Linked DNA regions of Homo sapiens: all the other regions are linked to region 2. Evidence: chromatin loops called from intact Hi-C (ENCODE). Cell type or tissue: IMR-90. All regions are shown on one strand. Each heading gives the region's core, and the rest is flanking DNA. Links, peaks and the distances in the headings are about the cores only.

The links. Hi-C counts contacts between places; a loop is a spot of excess contacts. Peaks named below come from ENCODE experiments on the same cell type or tissue, not always from the same donor. Only the 100,000 strongest peaks of a DNase experiment are listed, where the experiment ranks them.
Region 1: a loop joins it to region 2, with 2.4 times the contacts of the local background. A loop is called at or near these places in 4 of 110 quality-filtered maps.
Region 3: it touches region 2 in a loop (2.8-fold over the local background); 5 of 110 quality-filtered maps call a loop at or near these places.

The regions. Positions count from the first base shown.
Region 1 is chr2:172,944,411-172,950,561 of GRCh38, forward strand. All of the region lies in intron 6 of RAPGEF4 (Rap guanine nucleotide exchange factor 4), which reads left to right. Among named protein-coding and RNA genes, the nearest start is that of MAP3K20, 130 kb to the right of the region's middle. In IMR-90, for the core only: no CTCF peak of the experiment used is centred there; a DNase peak (open chromatin) is centred at 3,251; H3K4me3 peaks cover 187 bases; H3K27ac peaks cover 392 bases.
Region 2 is chr2:172,707,835-172,713,985 of GRCh38, forward strand. It overlaps a transcript of PDK1 not described here. Among named protein-coding and RNA genes, the nearest start is that of RAPGEF4, 25 kb to the right of the region's middle. RefSeq lists an enhancer at 5,245-5,802. In IMR-90, for the core only: a CTCF peak has its summit at 2,859 (motif pointing left); a DNase peak (open chromatin) is centred at 3,057.
Region 3 is chr2:172,780,460-172,786,610 of GRCh38, forward strand. All of the region lies in intron 1 of RAPGEF4 (Rap guanine nucleotide exchange factor 4), which reads left to right. Among named protein-coding and RNA genes, the nearest start is that of RAPGEF4-AS1, 47 kb to the left of the region's middle. In IMR-90, for the core only: a CTCF peak has its summit at 3,003 (motif pointing left); a DNase peak (open chromatin) is centred at 2,692; H3K27ac peaks cover 1,019 bases.

The sequences.
Region 1 (6,151 bases), core at 597-5,596, 240 kb after region 2:
AAGAAAACAGGTAAGCAGTGGAGTCCTCTTATTATCTTGGGCAAGTGCCCAGGGTGAGCCTGTGTCCTAGCACAGCGAGTCATGACTGACTACCTTCCCACACTTCGGCTGTTTCTGTTTCATGGCTGCAAAACCCAACACTTCCAGAATCTGGAGCCTCACATAAGGGAAGCAGATGGGATTGAGATACTTGGAGATTTCTCTCAAAACAGGCTGATCTTAGAGTGATTAACCCCAGTCTGACTGAAAGCTTTAATCAAGGGGCTGTTGTAGCTGTGTCATCTTCAGCTGAACATTTCCCCTTTCTCGAAGAGATACTGTGAAAATCTGTCCTGAGGGTGAGCTACAATCCTCGTCGTACTTCCAAAAAAAATTATGTCCACAGTTTAAGTTCCTAGTCAATAAAAGAACACAAGAACATTTGATTCCTTCTCATTGTACTTGCAGATGTTGCAAGTATGTCTAAACCTTTCAAGTTACTTTGAATAAAAAAACTGTGACCTCCAGGTAGAAATGCCAGGTTTCTAAAGTATGCGTGAGCCTCCATCAGCTCATTATTGTGGGTTTTTTTTTCTTCTTATACACATTCTTGGAAATTAGAAAAATACAGAAAGGGGAAGGGAGGAAAATATGAGTGAAATCAAATTTTAGAACTTAATATATCATGCTACTTATTTCTTTGGCCTTTTAGAATACTGTTGGCATATCTAATTGAAACCATCATCTGTACTAGGGCAACTTGATGATAAAAGAAAACAAAACTATGTTTAGGGAACCTGGTTTATGAACCTGATCTGAAATGAACTTGATATTTTATGTAGTATGCTACTTTTCTGATTTGCTTCCATATTTTATATGGTATGCTTTTAGGACTTTGATCATGTTTGTTTTGATGAGCCTTGCAAAGGCTTAAAAGGTTTCTTGAAAACATCAATAGGTTTTTGCTATTCCAGGAATTTTGCCAAACCTAGATCAAATATACTACTGCCCTCAGGTTTCTGAGTCCTTAAAGGTTATCAGAATTATTTGTTTGTATATTCTTGTCCTGTATTTGTACTAAAATTATGTTTATTGTAGCTTTTGCCTACTAGATTGTTTGAGGTAGAAAAAAGTCTTTTACAATTTTCAATCAATACAGATAAATACGCTCACATGCAGAGGACTATACAAAAGTCAATCGAGTGCATTATTTTTAATTCAAAGTGTAGGACAAAGACCTTTTTTTCATGGTAATTATTTTACCTTTCCCAACTGGGAGTTACTATGCTATTAAAATAATGGCCTAAGGCAGTTTACATAGCATGCATTTAAATATTAAGAGAATCTATTTGTGTTTTTCTGTTGGACATTTTTGTCTTAATTGATCTATTTCTTCCACATTAATATGTATTAGTCTTAATAAAGACACTGGCTATGTTCAAGTGGCCAAAGATAGACCACTTTTCTAAGAGTTTATTCAGAAGAAATATCTCATCCAAAGTTACCTTCAATGCAAGCTTCACAATTTGACAATGTGCATTTGGAACCATAATCCCTGGCCTGGGTTTTCTACTTCAGGGAATTGATTCTGAGAAGATAATTCCAAATATGAGTGGGTAAGGGGAACTTTTGGCCTAAGTTTATAGCATATTAATACTACTAGCAAATCATTAAAAACTTAAAGGCACATTGACAAAAAAAATGTTAAATTATGCTGTATACATTTAAAGGAATTTTGATGGTTACAAAGAGTTTATAGCAACATGTAAAATTGCTTATGATTTAGCATTATGTAAAAAGGAAAGATACAAAATTTTATATAAAGTATGATTACACTTCAGTTAAAAATAAAACAAAACCCACACTTAGAAACAGGGGCTGAATATTAATATTCCAAAATATTAACACAATTATCTTTGACTGGTTGGTTTTGGAAGATTAAACTTTTTTATACTTTCCAATAAGCATGCATTATATGTAATGGAAAAATAGGAAAAGGTAGAAACCTATACCTGAGTATATGCCTTTACTACAATTGATAATCTGATTCTCTGTATCTATTCTTAACAATGGTGAATTTTTATCATCACATATACTGTCTTCCTACACTTTCTCTCACCTCCTCCCAACTCCAGCTGTAGGCTACAGCCAGACTAGGGGACTCACAATGCCTTAAACTCCCGTCTGTGTGACTTTGGCTCCAGCCTGCAATTCCATCTGCTCTCTCACTATCAAGCCCTGTTCATCCTAAAGACCCTGTTCAAATCCCACCTCCTCTGGGAAGATTCCTTGAACCACCCTGGACAACTGTTGCTCTTCCCTTCTTCCCCCAACACAAACCTTCTGACTCTATAAAATACTTGTGTATATGTAAAACGGTTCCACCGGATGTGCCTTTCATCATTTTGGGCCAGCCAACAGAGGAGGCATGGGCATCCCTCTGACCTTGAGAAGCCCCACCTGCTGATTTATCAGTGCTGACACTGACAGGTGACAAGTGGGTAACGACTACCTATAAAACTGTATGCATTTTTCTGACTGTTCATTACCTTAACTTAAAAAGTCAACTGTAGAGATTCTGCAACATGTATCATTAAATGTGCTTCACTTATTCTGAATTTAATACATTGCCTAAACGTATTTGTGAAAATTTCTGAGACTTGACATTCAGCTTGTACCTCCAGAAGCCTCTGGTTGTCTATTGACAACTGTGTGTTGTTAAGACTCAAATCATTGGGCTTCCTAAGGGTTAAATCTAGGAAGAATGTGATCATGTTATATTTGCAATGAAATATGTGAATAAATAGGATACATTAATATTTTATTCCATGATCTGCTAGGAAAATATATGCTTTGGCAGGTACAGCTAGTATTTAAATAAAATAGCTGTAAAACATTTAATAACATATGGACTTCAATACTTTTTTTGTTTTGATTTTTCCTGTGTTTACATACTTTTGAGGGTGTTGGTGGTGTTTTACGTAGTAGTAGATAGTTGACATTTGCAATCAGTATTCTTAGACATTTCCAGAATCGCTGAAGGAATGAATATTACTAAAAATGCTGCATGCTCTGCTAGGCTCACTGTCTAGCCAGGTAACCTCCTGCTGAAGACTCCCCTCTGTGGAGGTCGGTGGTGGTAACATTTTTTTTCTGGGTGTCTTTCATGCATACAAGCATATATGCATTCTCTTTTTTCCTTCGAGTCATTCCTAAAGGAAAATTGCTGCATGTTGGGCTGTAGATCAGGATTACATATGAGTAAGTGCTACTCAAATGTTTTTATAAACTTCAAAATTCCAAGGTTTCCTTTACTTTTTTGTATGACTCATCTGTATAAGAGAGGGTTGGTAAGTACTTTCTTAAATTTTTTTTGATAAGAAGTTCTAAATCAAGCTTTTTCTTCTGAGTTTTCATTAAAGAATATATATACATAGAATATACATGTAAAAAAAAGTGCACACATCATTTAGGTCAGTACATTTTCACAAATGCAGTCATATAAACAGCATTTAGATCAAGAAACAGAATGTCACCACCACCCCAGAAGCCTACCTCATGTTTCCTTCTAGCCACTCCCCACTATCCTGCCTTCCAAGGGTATAGTAATCTGTTTTTATGCTTTATATCAGTGAAATCATCTGGTGTATACCTTTTGTATCCAGCTTCTCTCATTCAGCATTCGGTTTGTGAGATTTATCCACATTGTTGCATGCAGGTGTGAATTGTTTTCTCTCATTCCATTATGGGACTACATGATGTATTGTTCATTCTGTTGGTGGTGGGCTATGGTGAATAGCACTGCTCTGAACATTTTAGTATATGTCTTTTAGTGAATGTATGTACAATATTTTTGTTGGGCTTTTATGTGGCAGTAGATTTCTGAGGTGTTAGGAATGTGCTTGTTCAGGTTTATGTTCTATATATGGACTTCCAGAAGTCCATTTACCTCTGAAATTATAAGCACAATTTTAGATATATGTATGTGCATACCATAACTTCTAGGTAATTCTTAGAAGTGTCCCAAAAACAGTCAGAAATACTTATCAAAACAACGAAGCCTCAAAACTGGTTTTGTGTCTATCTAGGGAAAAATAAGAGGAAGTCAAGATGGTGGAGAAGTATGTTTTCAGGATCCAAGACAGTCTGTTTTCTAGAACTTCCTTGATCTAAAGGAAATATAAAGGTGTCCACTTGAAATTAATGTGTTTTCCCATGGAATACTATGCAGCCATAAAAAAGAATGAGATCCTGTCTTTTGCAGGAACATGGTTGGAGCTGGAGGCCATCATCCTTAGCAAACTAATGCAGGAACAGAAAACCAAATACTGCATGCTCTCACTTTAAGTGGAAGCTAAATGATGAGAATACATGGACCCACAGAGAGGCACAACACACACTGGGGCCTATTGTAGGGTAGAGGGTAGGAGGAGGGAGACGATCAGGAACAATAACTAATGGGTACTGGGCTTAATACTTGGGTGATTAAATCCTCTGTACAACAAACTCCCATGACACAAGTTTACCTATATAACAAACCTGCATATGTACCCCTGAACTTAAAAGTTTTTAAAAAGAAAGAAATTAATATATCTTCTGTCCAACCTAAAATACCTTAGTGCAGATTTGAACTGAAGGGAAATGTTATTCCTAGGCAGGAAAAAGCAAAAGTAAAATAGTTCACAAATTAATTTCCAACATCCAGTAAACTTAGCCTTTTCATATCTAACCATGAAGAGCAAAACTGGAATTTCAGAAATGAAAAGAGGAAAAATTCTTTTCATGCCACTTCCAGCTAAAAACTCCTCAGAGATTTCTCTACATATTAATCAAATAAATATTTAATGAACAATCTGTATGCACAAAGCACCGCAGGGATTCTGAGATAACAAAGACACAATTTTTTAAGGACTTCATGTAGTACTTGGAGAAACAGATATATCAATAACTGTGGTATAAGCAATGAAATATTTACTGTAATGGAGATTCAGGAAATGCAGAAAGGTCCTGAGGGTGCACTCAGGATATGACTGGTGTCTGGCGGAAATATATCCCATAGATCCCTCAAAATCAAGAAAATCAGGAATACCCTAACCCGATCAATAATCTCCCTTTCAGTTGTTTCATCTGATGCATTGATTATGAATCTTCAAAGACCAAGGATGAGAAAAGTCACCTGTAGTGTGCTATATTTTTTAAAGCAGTTTCTATAGCTTCTCAGATTGTTTCAGTAGGTGTGTCTCTAATTGAGCCAATCTCATTTTTAAACATCTTGTAACCCAAACCTAGGATTATAATTAACTTAGTATCATTTACCAGAATAGTGTCCTTTGAACTCTGACAAATCAGATGAGCACAACAGATGACATTCTCAAATGTCCATGAAATAAACTGATGTTTGCACAGGTATTTTTATTCAAACTAGAATTACATAACATGGTAAATCATTATATGTTATTATTTATAGGGTGTTATTGTAAGTTTGTTACTGTGACATAGTTTTAAGGATGTATCTACTGTATGCCCAATGGGCTTGAGAAAATACTTCCAAAGTTTTGAGAAATGGAAACTTGCCTTTCTATCAGGGTATCTGAGATAGCTGTAATCTTGTTAGATGTTATACACTGTAAATATGCATGCTTGTAATATTTATAAATTTGTTCTCTATACTTAGGTTTTAACATCCCAGGTTAGTAGACATTTCTTCTGCTTTTCTGGTGGGGAGAGAATGCTAACTTTGATTGGGATTTTTCAAACTTTAGAAATCTGGCCTTCCTGAACACAATTAAAGCCCAAGCTTGTGACCCAAACTCTGCCATCCTTTACAGAATCCAATTCCTTGATGAGGGCGGTAGGGGAGGGGCTGGGTTTCTGGGGTCCAATGTGTGCACTTTGGGAGTCTCAGTGGTACCCAGTGGCGGGGGCCGTGGGGCTTGGCCAAGGTGACCCTGTTCTGCCTCAAGTAGTTAGAATAAGGATAAGGATTGATCCATTCAGCAAATACTGAAATCACGCTATTGAGATTTAAATTCACATGTAAACATTTTCCAATACTAATTTCATAAATTATTATTAAATTTCATAAAAATGGAGTGTGTTTTTTTCCTGATTCTCTTAGGAGGGTAATGTAAGGATTATGTTGTGTTTTTATGTATTCTTGTGTTTTTATCTA
Region 2 (6,151 bases), core at 492-5,491:
ATTTGTTAGAAAATAGAAATGTTTGCTTAAAGTTCTAAAGTTTCCACAGAAAAATGGAATTTACAAATCCACATTATACTAACTATGACAATTCTCCAACCAGTATATAAGAACTGTGGAGGAGGGAAGCAGAGTGCTTAGGGAGTGGGGAATACATGGAGGATAAAACCATTTAGAAAAATGACCAGCCAGGCGTGGTGGCTCACACCTGTATCTCAGCAGTTTTAGAGGTCGAGGTGAGTAGATTGCTTGAGTCCAGGAGTTCAAGACCAGCCTGGGAAACATGGTGAAACCCTGTCTCTACAAAAAATTAGCTGGGCATAGTGCACCTGTAGTCCCAGCTATTCGGGAGGATGAGGTGGGAGGATCACCTGAGCCTGGGTGGTAGAGGCTGCAATGAGCAATAATTGTGCCACTGCAGTCCAGCCTGGGCGACAGAGTGAAAAAAAAAAAAGAAAAATTGCCAACAGGATTTAGTGATAGATAATTAAATTAAAACTATGGTTGCTAGTAACTCTAAGGAAAACAAAAACTTGGTTTTTGTTGATATTTAAATTGTCATAATACTATAATTGCTTTAACTGTAGGGGGAGGATAGTAGCAAGAGGAGTGTGCAAGCACATGTGTGGCTTGGTTTAAGAGAGTTAAATCATCAACTATTTTAATAGTTTCTCACGAAATAATGACAAAAAAGATAAATTAAGAAATAGCAGTATACATATATCATTGGGAAATATGGAAATAAATCCTGGGAAAAACAGCCAAAATAATTGATACAGGTTGAGTATTCCTTATCTGAAAGGCTTGGGATCAGAAGTGTTTTGGACTTCAGATTTTTTTGATTTCGAAGTATTTGTACATATATATAATATGAAAAACCCTAGGGATGGGACCCAAGTCTAAACACAAAATTTATTTATGTTTCATATTCACCTTATACATATAGGCTGAAGGTAATTTCATTTTTCCCTTGGGAATGCTGAATAAACTAGTGTTGTCCACCTGTGTTTTGACTGGGACCCATCGCATGAGGTCAGGTATGGAACTTTCCGTCTGTGGCATCATGTTGGTGTTCAGCAAGTTTCAGATTTTGGAACATTTTGCACTTTGGATTTTCAGATTAGGTATGCTCAACCTGTAATTGATAGCTGCAGTCAGAGATGGGACAAAAAGACAGCTGATAAAGAGATTTGTTGTTTCTCTCTCTCTCTCTTTTTTTTGTAGCCATTTAGCACTATGTTTTTAAACCTTTGCAGGTATAATGATGTCATAAAATAAAAATTAATTGGAAAATAGTTAAGGGTATTTAAAAAACAGTAGATGGATAAAACAATACATCTACTACCACCACCACCCTAAGCCATCTTTTCTCCTGGAGTCCTAGCCTCTCGTCTTGTGGGACCATCTCTCCTCACAACTTGCTTTCAGCTATTTCAGCTCCTCTCAGTTCCTCAGCCCCTCACTATTTCAAAAACTCAAACATCTTATTTTTCTTATTCAGAGAAATATATATTCTTGTATTTCATCAAAGTCATCCCTGAGTGCTAAGTGAGTCCACCTACCAAATGACCCATCAATATGTTTTGTTGAAAAAAGAAATGAAGTTAGTTCTGTTAGGGAAAAGGAAAGGCAACGCTCATCCCAAATAAGTTTGCTGTCAGTCTTGAAGCTAATTCTTGCTTAATTTCAGCAAACTTTTCATACATTCTTTGTGAGGGTGGATGTGGAAAATACAGGTAGTCCTTGCTCGAATGGTTACATTGTGTATCAATTTCAGTTACCACCATTCAGTTAAATAACAGCAGTCACCCAACGGCACAATTCAAATTTCAGTTACCATGGCATACTAACTGTGAGAAATTGCATAAAGTGCCAACTTTGCTGCTAGCTCTTAGTTCACAAGTCACTATGTAAATAACGGATATGCATCAATGATCAGCAACTGATCACATCACTTCTTCCAGTCTGTTCCTGATGGGTCACGGTGCATCTGTTATTCAATTCAGTGATGGACAGCAATGGTAGTATGGTCTTCTTATCGCTCAGTGATAAACCCACATGACATTTTACAAAAATGAATAACTGAAAAAGACAGTTTGCCAACAAAGACGAAATTGCAGTAAAGAAAAAAAAAGTGATAATACTGCAAATGAAATTTGAAGTGAACATAATGAAGTTATAGAGGAAATCGCTGACCCTGGGAATGTTGACCCTGCTACCACTGGAGAGATTCTGGGTATGCAGCCAGGGGAACTTAGTGCAGGTGAACTCATGACGTAAGTGACGAAAGTGGCTGTGAGGAAATGGATGAAGGTGTGCCAGAGGAAGCGATGCTGGAAAAAACTTTCACGGTAAAGGCACTCTTAGAGATACTTCACCACATCCAAAATGCAAAGGGTAACATGTTGGAAGCTGATCCAAATTCACAAAGGAGTATGACAATCAGCTGAGACATGTGAAAGATGCTTGTTTCCTACCATGAGTTCTGCAACAAGAAGACTGAAAGCATAATTCAAAGTACTCTTAATATATTTTTCACAAAGAAATAAAACACTTTCATTCCAATGTTTCTTATATTTTAAATTACAATGTGCTAAATAACATGCTAGTTTTAGTATTTTTTCATTTCCTTATACATGTATAAGTTTTAATGTTTTGACATTTCCTTATACATATACAAAGTTTTAATGTTTTGACAACAATTATTAAAGGTCAGGAAAGTTATGAAGATTGCTTTGCATGGTTTAGGCATGCACAGTCCTTTTTATGGTCCTGCACTACTGGGCAAAGCAAGGACTGGCTGTAAAGGAAATTAAGAAATTCATGTTTTCCTTCTTTTCTCTATACCAGCCTGCCCTCTGCTGGAGGTGCCAGAGATCAGTGAAATTGTCAGACTGTCAAGCTACAGACAGGTAGTTCTCAACCTTTTATTCTTTTCAGCTCTACCCCTTTGCTGCCACCCTAGAGGAAGCAAAACATTCCCATGCAAAAGCAAGGATGCTCTAATTCTCAGTCGAGTGAGTCATTATATCCACATTGTGGAGAAGGCTCTCATGCCACTAAACAATTACATCACGTAACTAAATTCTCTCAATGTGATTCTGTGCTCTGAGTGTAACCTGATACAAGCCTATTATTGGAAAGCACATTGGAAGTTATTTAGTCCAACTGGTGGCTATGCCAACTTTCACTGCAAAACTAAAATTTTTCCTAGGTTGTAAATGAGAGCTTAGAGAGCATCCTCTTTAAGCCTAGATTGGAATTTTGACTATGCCAAATTTCCCCTGACATTTTCTTCTCTTATTCCATTCCAGCAATTGTCCTCACTGGCTGGACAATTTACTTCTAGAAATGTTTAGCATTAATAGTGACATAAAGATGTCTCTTGTGACCAACAGAAAGAGCCATAGTGTGTCAGTGTGTTTCCAGAACTTTCAGATCTGCTTCCAAACTATTTTAGTTCAGAGATAGTGCATTAATCTCCTCTTCCACTCTGTCCCTACCTTCCACCCTCACAGTTTACATTTCCAAATAAAGTAACAATTCTTTGCCCAGCAGTTTAGTACAAGCAGTTTAGGTCCGCAGGAAATGCTTAATAAATAATGGTTAAATGTGTGAATAAACTAATATATTTCCATTCCTTAATGGAAGCAACCAAAGTTATCACATGGTAATGAGAATAGGAATTTGGATGCAGGCAAATTGTGCATCTATAAATTTATAGAAGGCTGTCAAGACAGCTCTCTATGGCTGGGTACAGTGGCTTACACCTGTAATCCCAGAACTTTGGGAGGCAGAGGCTGGTGAATCCCTTGAGTCCAGGAACTCGAGACCAGTCTGGGCAACATAGTGAAATGCTGTCTCTACATAAAAATTAAAAAATTAGCCAGGCATGGTGGTGCAGGCCTTTCGTCCCAGCTACTCGGGAGGATAAGGTGAGAGGATCACTTGAGCCCGAAAGGTTGAGGCTGCAGTGAGCTGTAATTGTACCATTGCACTCCAGCCAGGGCAACAGAGTGAGAACCTAGCTCAAAAAAAAAAAAAAAAAAAAAAAAAAAAGAGTTCCCTTTGCTCAAAAGGAGAGGAAGAGATTATAGAACATTTAGGAATATGTTCTTATCTGTCTTATATTTTTGTTGTTGTTAAAAGATGTTACATATATATTAGTTACATATATTTACATATATAATGTACATATATTTACGTTTATTTGCATATAGAGTCATATTAAGACTGTTAAGGTTATAGGTTTAAAAGACTAGGTTAGAAACTATTGTCTTAAACCTCTAAGATTCTGAATTGTCTGTTTTGTTAGAACCCATGGGTTTTCAGTTTCCCCTGTAATAAATTGTAACAAATATAAAAAGAACAAGATAAGTGAGTACTTTTATTTCTAACCTGCAATAGTTCACAAGTAATTTAACATATAATGTGGCTTTTACTATTATTGTTGTCATGGGATCCTTAGGTTGTCACTTCACCAGCCAGGAACCTCTGTGGCTGTCGGCACCTTTGCCCGAGTTTTGCTTGGGCCGCTGGGCTCTTTCTGCTCTCTTGGCCTCGCAGGCTTCACTTGGCTTTCGCTACTGGCTCCGATCCCATGGCTGCCAAGGGCAAGCTAGGCACAGGGCGGTGAGGGGTGTGTGAGCGAGCACGGGGTCCAGCCACTGCACACAGCCAGGCATGCTAGCTGCGGTGGGGTGGGCAGTTCCAGGTGCCGGCATGAGTGCTGGCTTCCTGCTAGGCTGTGGTTGGACCAGGTGTACTGCAAGCGGCTTCCACTGTGGACACCCGGGAATGCAGTGGCACCTGAAGCTTGGAGATACCAGGAACCACAGAGCCCCAAAGAGGGTGTCACAGCCGTGGCTTGGGGAACTCCTAGATCTGGGCTTCCCAAAGAGCTGCAGCTCTTCTCTCCTTGTTGCCCACAATGTGGCAAGCAGGGGTGGAGGGTGTGTTTTGGGCCTGTTTGTGTTACAGCTCTTTCAGTCCCAGCATTCAGCAGGTCCCAAGTTCTTGTCCCACATCCAGGAAGAATGAGGTATGCAGATAACTGCAGGGTGAGCAAGGTGAAGAGGTGCTTTATTGAGCAGCAGTTCAGCTCTCAGGAGACCCAAAGTGAGTAGCTCCTTTCTGCAGGCAGGCTGTCCGAATGTCTCTGTAGCCATCAGCAGAGAGGAGACCTGGTGTGGGTAGCTCCTATCTGCAGGCAGGTCTTTCTGATGTCTCTGCAGTCCTCAGTGGAGAGGAGACCTGGAGTACCTGGAGTGGGTAGCTCCTATCCACAGGCAGGTTGTACAGAGTGTACAGCTCTCACTGGAGAGGAGACTCATGGTGGGTAGCTCCGCTCTGCAGGGAGGTCGTCCTGCCATCTGTCCAAGTCCGGGATTTTATGGGCTTCAGAGAGGAGGACCTATGTGCTGATTGGTCCATGAGCAGCCATGTGTGGGCTTGGAAAAAGTACTGTAAGTTTTCACTCCAGTCCGTGGAACTGGCAGCCTGGTCCCCAGGCTTCAGGTGGGGTTTTATGGGGGACTAGCTCCTTTCTGCCCAGGAGCCTGTCTGCCCCCTGCCACTGTTCATGGTGCCCAGGCTGTTCGAGCTGAGGGATGCCTCCAGGCCCGTGCCGAGCTGCCCACAGTGCCCCCTTGGCCACTCTCTCATGCTTGTTGGTGCCCAAAGTCTGGAGGGGGCCGAGGAGGCAGGGGGCTGGCGTGTCAGCACTGTCCTGAGCATGTGCACACCCAGCCCGGTTGTGACAGCACCTGGGCTTGGTCACAACTTTGCTTTGAAATTGGAGCGGGTGCTGGGAGCAGGGAGAGGCCAGGCAACGCGGGCAGGCACTTCTGTGCCTGTGCGGACAGGGGGACTTCCTGGGCCTCCAGAAGCACAGGGATGCCCAGGTCCTGCAGCTGGGTGGCTGCAGCTGTGTCCGGGAGGGCAAGGTTCCCGCCCCTTCAACTGGGAAGGGGGTGTGGATCCCGTCTGTTCCCGGCTCCCCCGGCTCCATGGAGCGCACAGCCCTGGCTGCAGCTAGTGTCTTTTCAGCAGCCTTTCCAGATAGGCCACTGCTGCCATCACTATTACACAAGTTTTTTCCTCACAAGAGCTGCACAGACACCTCTGGCCACAAGGAAAGTTATCATACCCA
Region 3 (6,151 bases), core at 821-5,820, 73 kb after region 2:
ATAAAGATCTAAAGTCATTTCCAGTGATTAGCTTTTGTTCTTTCTATTAGAGAGGGAAGGAGAGACACCTTTGTAAATTTATGTCTTCTTTTTAGGCAAATAGCGGGAGGGCAGAGAGCTTTTTTTTGGTTCCGCTTCTCAGTTGCCTTTAGCTCAAAATAACCATATGGCATATTTTGGAGTGGAATATTCTGCTGCTCTTCAATACCTTGGATTGATAGCGCTATCTCATTTTTTCTTTGCATACCATTTCATTGTGTGGTACCATTTCACTGTGTGGATTTATCATTATTTATATCCACATATAAATATATTTTATATTCTAGTGCATACATAATTTTACACATGTGCAAGAATATCTGCAGAAGTCTTATAACTGCAATTATTGTATTAAAATATTGTAATTTTGATATACACCATCAAATTGCCCTCCACTGAATTTATATTTACATCTATTTACTGTGTATCTTTACACATTAAAAACATTTCACTTCTTTCATATTCATAACATCTATTGAAATTGAGGCTATTCATTCATAGGGTACATTCTTCTAACAACCAAAGACATCTTAGGGAAGAAATGAGAAGGCTTGTCACTCAATTGTGCATTGAAACTCAACAGTATTTTAGTACTATTTGAATATAGTATTGTTAAATAAAAGTTATTTAACAATAATTTTTGTTATTGATGGTAAGGCAGACTTTATTCAAAGGAAGTGTCAACTGAAGAATAACAATATTCATAAATTTAGAAAGGAAAATTTTACTTCTCAAAAAGAGTTGTAGCCTGCTAGGTGGCCCTTCTGGCAGGCTGGGAAGTGTAGCCTCCAGCCAGAAGCCAGAAACAGACACTTCAGTCAGAAGAATAAGACAGGGAAGGGCCAGGCATGGTGGCTCACGAGGGCAGGGTGTGGTGACTCACACCTGTAATCCCAGCACTTTGGGAGGCCAAGGAGGGTGGATCATTTGAACCTAGGAGTTTTAATTTTTAGCAGAGATGAGGTCTTGCTTTATTGGCCAGGCTGGTCTCTAACTCCTGGCCTCAAGCGATCTTCCTGCCTTGGCCTCCCAAAGTACTGGAATTACAGGTATGAGCCACCATGCCAACAACAGGACTTCTGATAAACATTCTTAAATTTCCAATGCTGCATTTATGTACAGTCGTCCTGGGGTACCCATGGGAGGATTTGTTCCAGGACCCCGCTTGGATACCAAAATCTGCAGACGCTCGAGACCCTGATATAAAATGGTGTAGTATTTGTGTTACATAACCTACCTACCTACACACACACACAACCTAATACAACACCTAATATATAACCTACACATACCCTCTGTAGATTACTTAATACAATGTAAACAGGATGCAAATAGTTGTTATACAGTGTAGTTTTAAAATTTGTACTATTTTGTATTGTATTGTTTTTTATTTATTTATTCAAAATATTTTCAATTTGTGGTTGGTTGATTCTTCAGACGCAGAACCCACAGATATGGAGGGCCAGCTGTACTCCTCTAAATTCAAGTCCCCGACTTCACACCTTCACCTACTTATTCTGTGGGTTCTTCAAGTTGTCACCAGGGTGGGCACCAGCAGCAGGTACTGGTGAACACCTGGGGAGGTGGCAAGATGCAAGGGGTGTTCCATGAATAGCTGGGATAAGATATACAAATAACTAATAAATAACTCATAAACTCATCATTAACTCATAAACTACTTCTTTCTTAAAGCTAGAGCTTCCTAACCAGCTGATTCAGTTGGAGAAAGTCTTTGTCAAACCTTCCCTGTTAAAAATGTGTTCCATGTGTTGCTAGTCCTGGCTGTGCATGCTGTGCCTTAGGTGGGCTGGGAGGGATAAAAGGCAGAGAATCACTGTTCCAGGTAAAGTTCTTAGTCGCTTCCCCTCCCGCCATGCTCAGTGTGCTTCCTTTTTTCCATGTTCTTTCTCTTCGAAGGGTCTCCCTCTAGTTACCCAGGAATAGAGAGAGCTAAGAGAAGACTGTCAGAAGGACCTGACTCAAGAGAGTCCCCTTCTCTAACTCTTTCAACCCAAAGCCCTCCGTGGGCTCTCCTACTATTTAGGGGCAACAGTGGCAATTTTTTAACAGAGTCATCTCAAATTTGAGTGTAGCACTAAGTACTACGAAATGATTTTTGAGAGCCTTTGCTTACTATGGTGAAAATTACACAGAGGAAAAAAAGCCATCAGTTGAAACCCATCCGGAAAGCATTTTAAAGAAGCCTCGGTTATCTGAGTCATCCCAGAAGTTGTTCTAAATTTTAAGGAGCCAAATGAAATTATTTTTTAACTTAATGCTAGTAGGGCAAGTGTATTTCAGAGGGACAATTATGGTAGACTTCTATTTTATGTGCTGTTTGGGATCCAATAAGCATCCCCGTTTGGCTGGGGTCTGGTGACCTGAGGCTGAGGGTGTGTGGTGGAGAGCCTTTGCCAAGCCTGATGATCCTCTACTGAGGTTAGATGCTCAGGAACAGTCAGAGGTTTTTGAAAAGGGGCTGTTAAAATTGGACAAGGCTGTACTTCGATTTCACATTGCATTTTAATTGTAACAAGACAAATTGCAACACTGTAGATCTGTTCAAAAAATTTTCCTCTCTCTCTTCACTTACAAATGCAGGGCTAAACATTCTTTAGATATTAGCAGGCCTGGTCTGGCCCTCTGCCTAATGATGGGGTTTTTCAACTCTCTGAATAGCCCTGAGCCTCAGATGTGGCATCTTATTCATCCATCGGCCGAGGACAGAGTGAGGACAGAGTGGTCGGGGAGGTGGAAGTATTTGGACCTTTTTATTGCTTTGCTTAAGGGCAAAATTGTGGTCTGCAGTGACCTCCAGTCACAACTTTCTTATCTCATTTGGGATCTTGAGGGAGCAGTTTCCTCTTCATTCTTTCACAGAGACATAAAAGCAAGCGGGTATGACTGCTAAACAAGGAGGCATTATGCCAGGAATTCACAGACTCCACGTGCTCTGCTCCCTAGTGGCGGCTGTGCAGGCCATGTTTCCAAAGGATCACAGGGGTCTTGGTGTGCCCTGTCTGACTGATGATCAATCTCAGCTGTGAGTGAAAAACTGCAATGGTCCCTGGGATCTCAGGCTCCTTCAAAGGGGTTTTTTTCTGAGAGTCACCCTGAATACTGACAAAGTCAAGAGCCTCAGCCGAGAGAGAACTTGGGCAGTTGATTGCCTTGAGGAGGTGCTTGCGTGTGTGTATGTATGTATCTCTGTAGGCATGTTTATGTGGGTATGTATATGGGTATCTGTGTGTGTGTATGTGCTTGTGTGTATGTGTGAGTGTGTGTGTGTGTGTGTGGTGGGAGTGGGTGTGTGAGTAGGAAACTCACAGGGAGAGGAGTTAGGAGAGCAGATCTCTAGGGAGAGGGGCCACAGTGATGCACCAAAGTTTTCGGATGAAATGACCAAACAATGTTGGTGCTGTAGTCATAAAAAAAGAAATGAGAAGAAACTGAGTTTAAGGAGATTTTACAGTAATGCCTTCATGAAGTCTTTTTAGAAATTTCATCTGTACGTGAAGTCTCTTTCTCTCCTGGATTCCCATTCTCTTCTTTCCCATTTCCATTGTGCTACTTACCACATTTCACCTTGATACTTGCTGTAGATGTACGTATCTCTGTATCTCTCTTACCCATTTTTAACTTTGTGTGTGCAGGGACCATGATCTTTATATCACCCGAGTACTTTATTCGCCTGTCATACAGATGATACTCAGTAACGAACTATAGAAATGATTCCTGAGCCTGGAGCGGTGGCTCACGCCTGTAATCCCAGCACTTTGGGAAGCTGAGGCAGGCGGATCATGAGGTCTGGAGATCGAGACCATCTTGGCTAACACATTGAAACCCCATCTCCACTAAAAATACAAAAAATTAGCCGGGCATGGTGGCAGGCCCCTGTAGTCCCAGCTACTCAGGAGGCTGAGGCAGGAGAATGGCTTGAACCCAGGAAGCAGAGCTTGCAGTGCGCCGAGATCGTGCCACTGCACTCCAGCCTGGGCAACAGAGCGAAACTCTTAAAAAAAAAAAAAAAAAGATCCCTGAAAGTATAGTCTTCATACTCAGTAAATACTTGCAGATTGAGTGCATTTTCAACACCTTTCTGAATTTTGTTGACATTGTTGGAAAAACTTGTAATTAGGAAAGAGTAAACATTTCAGTATTCTAAGTGGTTAATAATCATATAATTAAAATAATAACATAAGTGGTAAACATCTTGAGTTTCAAAGACTTTTGCTATATCCATGTCATCACTGACATTATAAATACATGATTTTAGCATACTAATAGTCACCTAACTTCTGTGTCTAAATGTGTGTAAAATGAGATTCTATTTTTTTTTTTTTTGTGACGGAGTTTTGCTCTTGTTGCCCAGGCTGGAGTGCAATGGTGCAACCTCAGCTCACCACAACCTCCACCTCCCGGGTTCAAGTGTTTCTCCTGCCTCAGCCTCCCGAGTAGCTGGGATTACAGGCATGTGCCACCACACCCGGCTAATTTTGTATTTTTAGTAGAGATGGGGTTTTGCCATGTTGGTCAGGCTGGTCTTGAACTCTTGACCTCAGGTGATCTGCCCGCCTTGGCTTCCCAAAATGCTGGGATTACAGGCGTGAGCCACTGTTCCCAGCCAAAATGGAATTCTTAATACCTGTTTTATCTAACAGGGCTGCAATGATCAAAATTTTCAGTAAGTGTCAAGGCCCTTTGAAAAGCTAATAGTGTTATAAAAAGATTGAGATTGTAGAGTACATAGTATTTAAGATCTTAACTGTTGTTATAGAGAAAAAACACAATGCACACCTATCCATAAAACCTCTAAAAGGCATGGAAAAATTTTAGTATATGTTTTTAAGCACTTTACTTATTGCTTTCTTGAGATACTTTTTAAAAAATGTCTTGGTGGCTAATAATGATGATGACGACGGTGGTACTAGAAATACCTTCTGTAGCCTTTTATAATTGATAAAGCTCACATGCATTATCTCAGATTTGACAGTTCTTCACTGGAGGAGATGAGCAGCTCTTTGCAATGCTAAATTACTGTTAAAAAGAGTCAAACTGAACCTTAAAGTCATTCTAATGCATATATATTAAGTGAACATTACACTCAATGTTTTGAAATACATTTACTGATTTTCCAAAGACGTCTGAAAATTTAAAAAACATATTGAGGTAGTTGAGCATTATATACATTCCTATAAGATGACAGTGTTATCATAGTCTGCTAATGTGGTCCATTTCTTGGCCAAGCTTTTTCTTTATAATTATGGGAAGGCACTGGGCAGAGAGCAGTTCTGCCTCCCTCCCCCTTTCTCTCCACTTCTTCTTCCTGCACCCCTCATGTGTGTTGGGTGTTGGAATCTGCTGTCCCAAGAGGTCCCCAGAAGCTGTGGCAGAAGTTGCCACTAAGGGGTCTACTCAGCTGATTGATGAAGGCGGTGGGCACTCTCCACGGTAAAGGGTTTGCAAATATTGACTGTCAGATAGCCAAGCAACGGAAGTCATCGAGGGGACAATGTTTCTTACTGATTTATGGTTATTGTGTGTTCTTTCCCACAAATGCCTTTGTGTTCTTATTTTGTGCTCCACCTAACTCAGGAACTGGCTAATTAGTTCCTAGATAATCCAGAGTTGACTGAATTAAAATTTAAGAGCACAGCAGATGTCCACATTGCATAATGCAGGTGGACAGCACCTGGAATCCAGAACCTTTGCTATTGCCTGGATGCCTGACTTTGATAGTTTCCATATTCAACTACCGTGTGTAGTAAAACAAGGTCCAGCCCTGAACCTTGTTGGTACTCGTATTACAGTCCTTATTATACTATATTCTAATTTTGGTTGATTCCATTTGCCACTAGATTGTGAGCTCCTCGTGGATACTGTTGGCATTTTGCTCATCTTTATACTTCCAGATTAAGGTGCCTAATGTATAGTAGTAAAGCAGTATAGTTTACTGAGTGAATAAATAAAATGAATGAGCATTCATGAAAGGATGTGTTCGGTGAATGGAGAGCCATTTAAAATGTCATAGATTTCATAAATTTCTCTGGTGTCTACGTCTCCTGAAGGAAAAAAGAATGGTTTTAACACTTATTTATAGGCCAGGTGGTAA